Regions from separate parts of the Homo sapiens genome. Here region 2 is linked to region 1. The links are chromatin loops, found by intact Hi-C in ENCODE. Cell type or tissue: IMR-90. All regions are shown on one strand.

What was found. Peaks named below come from ENCODE experiments on the same cell type or tissue, not always from the same donor. Only the 100,000 strongest peaks of a DNase experiment are listed, where the experiment ranks them.
Region 2: a loop joins it to region 1, with 5 times the contacts of the local background. A loop is called at or near these places in 5 of 110 quality-filtered maps.

The regions. Positions count from the first base shown.
Region 1 is chr19:39,539,032-39,541,531 of GRCh38, reverse strand. EID2 (EP300 interacting inhibitor of differentiation 2) reads left to right here and starts at 1,371. Exons shown (of 1, transcript NM_153232.4): 1 at 1,371-2,500. The coding sequence starts at 1,453. The coding sequence ends at 2,163. RefSeq lists an enhancer at 1,116-1,615 and a silencer at 1,587-1,666. In IMR-90, a CTCF peak has its summit at 1,238 (motif pointing right); a DNase peak (open chromatin) is centred at 1,321; H3K4me3 peaks cover 1,194 bases; H3K27ac peaks cover 789 bases.
Region 2 is chr19:39,823,578-39,826,077 of GRCh38, reverse strand. DYRK1B (dual specificity tyrosine phosphorylation regulated kinase 1B) reads left to right here. Exons shown (of 11, transcript NM_004714.3): 11 at 1-728. The coding sequence ends at 363. Among named protein-coding and RNA genes, the nearest start is that of MIR6719, 5.0 kb to the left of the region's middle. RefSeq lists enhancers at 279-1,263, 1,406-1,795, 1,264-2,250. In IMR-90, no CTCF peak of the experiment used is centred here; a DNase peak (open chromatin) is centred at 1,397; H3K4me3 peaks cover 1,028 bases; H3K27ac peaks cover 384 bases.

The DNA.
Region 1 (2,500 bases):
AAATTAAAAATTAACTGGGTGTGGTGGTGTACACCTGTAGTCCCAGGTACTCAGGAGACTGAAGTGGGAGGATTATTTGAGCTCGGAAGGTTGAGGCCACGTTGAGCTGTGATTGTGCCACTGCACTCCAGTCTGGGTAACAGAATGAGATGAAAGAAAGAAGGAATGAAGGAAGGAAGGAAGGAAGGGAGTGAGGGAGGGAGGGAGGAAGAGAAAATGTGAATGGATGAATCTCATAAAAATAATGCACAAAAAAACAGATACAAGTGTGTATGTGAGAAAACATTTTAAATGGTCCATTTCTGAGGCATGATAAATCTAAGTACTGGCAGCCAGCCTGCAAATATAACAAACTGCAGGGCTCATCCACCTAGAAGGTCACAATAAGGGAACAGAATGTAGAGGCGGGGTCAGCCCATAAAAGGGAAGAAAGTGGCCGGCGCAGTGGCTCACGCCTGTAATCCCAGCACTTTGGGAGGCCGAGGCAGGCGGATCACGAGGTCAAGAGATCGAGACCATCCTGGCCAACATGGTGAAACCTCGTCTCTACTAAAAATACAAAAATTACGCAGGTGAGTGTGTTTCTCACATAGATAAAGTTCAGAATACAAACCAAACTAAACTACAGCATTAGGAATGCACCCTTAGGTGGTAAAATGAAAAGAAAAACAAGAAAGTGATTACCATAAGTATCAGCATAGTTGTTACTTCTGCGTAGAAAGGAAAGGATAGTGATAAGAAGAAGAGGAAGGGTTCTGGGATGCTGGAAATATTCCACTTCTTGGACTGTGTGGTAGTTAAACGGATGTTCACTTTGTGATAAATCATTCAGCTGTATATTTATGTTTTGTTTACTTTTCTGCATGTTATATTGCACAAATAAGATTCGAAAAACAAATGTCCAAGGTAGTCAATGCAATGTTAAAGATAACACGAAAAGACTGTAATTACAAAGCTTTGGTAGCTAGGACGATCCGTATGGATGAAGACAGGCAAAGGAATGAATGAAAAACAATTTAAAAATCCAGAAAAGACCATGAATCTAAAATATCTTGATATATAATAGAGGTGGCACATAATCACTGGAGAACAAAGAGAAACACCCTAGGACAGAACCTTGAGAACGCCTACAAGAAGCGATCTTGTAAGCGTTCCTCATAAACATCAAACTGGTTGAAATGTCCCCCGCCCTTCGTCGTTGGGATGTTTCAGATGCGTTGGCGCTTCCCGGCCTCGAGGGGGCATCTGGAGAACGGCGGGCGCCGGGAAAGTACGCATGCGCACTGCTCCCAGGGTTTGCGGTAAGAATCTATGCTCTCGCGCCCGGTTACGCACACTGCATTTACAGCGCGCATAGCGCCCACGCACGCGCACTGGGGTGTCCGCCGGGCATCGCTCTGTCCAGTTATTCCAGTTTCTCTGGGAGCAGCCGAGTTGACCCCACGGTCTGAGATGTCCAAGCTGCCCGCAGACAGCAGTGTCCCGCAGACAGGCGCGGCGAATGGTGACAGAGACGTCCCGCAGGCGGAGGTAGGCCGCGGGAGGCGGGAGCCGGCCCCGGCACAGCCTGAGGAGGCCGGGGAAGGCGCGATGGCGGCGGCCAGGGGAGGCCCGGTGCCGGCGGCCAGGGAAGGTCGGATGGCGGCGGCCAGGGCAGCCCCGGCGGCGGCAGCCAGGGGAGCCCCGGTGGCAGCGGCGGCGTTGGCCAGGGCAGCCGCGGCGGGCAGGGAAAGCCCGGCGGCGGCGGCGGCCAGGGAAGCCCGGATGGCGGAGGTCGCCCGCTTGCTGGGGGAGCCAGTGGACGAAGAGGGTCCCGAGGGCAGGCCCAGGTCCAGACACGGGAACGGAGGCCTGGCTGCGTTGCCCTATCTCCGTCTCCGCCACCCACTTAGCGTTTTAGGCATCAATTACCAGCAGTTTCTCCGCCACTATCTGGAAAATTACCCGATTGCTCCCGGCAGAATACAAGAGCTTGAAGAACGCCGCAGGCGATTCGTGGAAGCCTGCAGAGCAAGGGAAGCAGCGTTTGATGCCGAATATCAGCGAAATCCTCACAGGGTGGACCTCGATATTTTAACCTTTACGATAGCTCTGACTGCCTCTGAAGTTATCAACCCTCTGATAGAAGAACTTGGTTGCGATAAGTTTATCAATAGAGAATAGTTATGTGGTGACACTACTTCAAGAGAACCTCTGCATTCCAGTCATACCAATCCTGCAACTTGATTTTCAGAAGTCAAGAGTATATCGCGATAAGACAGTGCACAGGTGGAGGGGAAAAAAAGGGGGAGGGGGAAGCTTATCTTGAAAAAGCATCACAGAAGTAGAAAAAAATGTCGAAAGCATTATAACTGTAACGTTCTTTGAGTTTGTGATTGATCCACATTTTTCCCCCTGCATTATGGAAAATGTCTCTCAGCATTGCTTTATTACAAAGTAAAGGATGGTTTTATAAAATTGAGACTGATGAAACATCAATACTAGAGCCCATGAGGATGAA
Region 2 (2,500 bases), 280 kb before region 1:
TCCCAGCCGCTGCGGCCCTGGGCAGGGGGTGATGTGCCCCACAAGACACATCAAGCCCCTGCCTCTGCCTCGTCACTGCCTGGGACCGGGGCCCAGTTACCCCCCCAGCCCCGATACCTTGGTCGTCCCCCATCACCAACCTCACCACCACCCCCGGAGCTGATGGATGTGAGCCTGGTGGGCGGCCCTGCTGACTGCTCCCCACCTCACCCAGCGCCTGCCCCCCAGCACCCGGCTGCCTCAGCCCTCCGGACTCGGATGACTGGAGGTCGTCCACCCCTCCCGCCTCCTGATGACCCTGCCACTCTGGGGCCTCACCTGGGCCTCCGTGGTGTACCCCAGAGCACAGCAGCCAGCTCGTGACCCTGCCCCCTCCCTGGGGCCCCTCCTGAAGCCATACCCTCCCCCATCTGGGGGCCCTGGGCTCCCATCCTCATCTCTCTCCTTGACTGGAATTGCTGCTACCCAGCTGGGGTGGGTGAGGCCTGCACTGATTGGGGCCTGGGGCAGGGGGGTCAAGGAGAGGGTTTTGGCCGCTCCCTCCCCACTAAGGACTGGACCCTTGGGCCCCTCTCCCCCTTTTTTTCTATTTATTGTACCAAAGACAGTGGTGGTCCGGTGGAGGGAAGACCCCCCCTCACCCCAGGACCCTAGGAGGGGGTGGGGGCAGGTAGGGGGAGATGGCCTTGCTCCTCCTCGCTGTACCCCCAGTAAAGAGCTTTCTCACATGCCTGCCTGAGCGTTTGCAGGGCCTCGGCTCCCCTCACCCGACCCTCAGAGGCATGGTGGGGAAGGGGGTTTGCGGAGGGGGTGCTGGAGGAGCTCTGGTGTGGAGACGTCTCGTGGGGAAGCTGTGGCGCGTGTTGCAGGCATGAGTCTGCAGGTCTGGGGCATCAGCATTCTAGATAGATCGTGGACAGGATCCTGGCCTACATTTGCCTTTTCCTGGGTAAATAGACCCTGAAAGGGTAAAGGTTCAGCTCTGGCCTGTCTCTGGGAAACAGGTGCCCTAATAAGCCGGGGCGTCCGCAGACTTAGCACAAGAGTGGCTCCTCATGCCAAGCAGGCGTCCAGTAGCAGCTGAGTACACTTAGGAGGCTTTGTTGGTGCCATCTGGGGAACAGGCAGACAATAGGTACAGACTCTGTCCCCACGTGTACTGTCCAGCTCTTTGGAATCATCGCGAAACAAAGAGTTTTGAGATTCTGAGACAAAAAGATTTTCCCGGGGTTCCAGGTAAGTGGTCCTGTTTCCACGGTAATTTGGAAATGTACGTCTCCCAACCGGCCAATCAAGAGCCCAGTTCAAAGGGTACCGTCTGCCACCACTGGGGCTCGGCGCTTTGTGGGAAATGAAGTTCTACTTAGCAATCGCTTTCTGCGGTGTTCGTTGGGGAACTACAGCAACCAGAGTTCTTTTCTCTCAGGCTTGGGGGCGGGTTTTCAGGCAGCCAATGAGCAGTCTGAGGTCCCGGGGCCTGGATGTTCATGGTGTTTAGGAGAGGGAGAGAAGGCTGTGACTGGGTGGCTTTGGCGCAGGTGTTGAGGTCTCCGAGGTGTGCAGAAGGTGGGTGCGGCGCCGTCCCGGGAGAGAGTGCCGGTTGTCGCTCACAGTTCCAGAGCGGGCAGTAGACGCCGAGGCCTGAAGAGGCCCCAGCACGCGGACATCACTGGCCGCTGTGCCTGGCCCGGCTTGCGGGAAGCCCCGCTCAGTGGGAGAGACAGGCAAGACCCCGTTGCGGACCTATGTATGTTCACTAATGGAGGCGGCATGGAACGCGGTGGGAACCCGAGGAGACCTTGGTAGGAAGATCATCCCGGAAGACTAGGAGCTGTCTGAGCTGAGACCTGAAGACGGAAGGATGTTTTGGGGGTCGGGGGCGGTGTGGTGGAATGGTTTGCGCAAAGGCAGAGAGAAACAGCCTGTTGTGTGAACATGGACTGCAGGCGATCTGGTGTTGGTGATCATACTGAAAATTCTGTATGAATGAGATGTGGAAGATTTTCTTGATCATTTAGGGACCTTGGATTTTGTCCTGAGAGCAATGAAGAGCCATGGGAGGATTTTTAGTAGGGAAGGGGTACGGCCCAGTTTGCTGTGACATGAGAATAGATTAACGGGAAAGTGACTGGGGTCAGGAAACCCAGGGTGGCAGATGTGACAGATTCCTAGGCAAGAGGTGTTGGGAATGGATCAGGGCAGGGGCCACCGTAGGGAGGGCAAGAGGGGATGGGAGAGACGTCCAGAAGGTTGACAGGCTGTGTGGGAGGGGGAGGCGGAGAGGAGTGGAGAAGGGATATCTCCAGCGCGTAGAGCAGATGCTCAGTGGCTAATGTCTTGAATGAACAATCCTAGGAGGCAGGTGCTGATGTGATCTCCCATTTGTAAATGATACCTAGGACAGAAAAGTTTAGGTAACTTGACCATTATCAATACCTAGGAAGGGGAGGGCCCAGGATGTGTGTGTGTGTGTGTGTGTGTGTGTGTGTGTGTGTGTGCG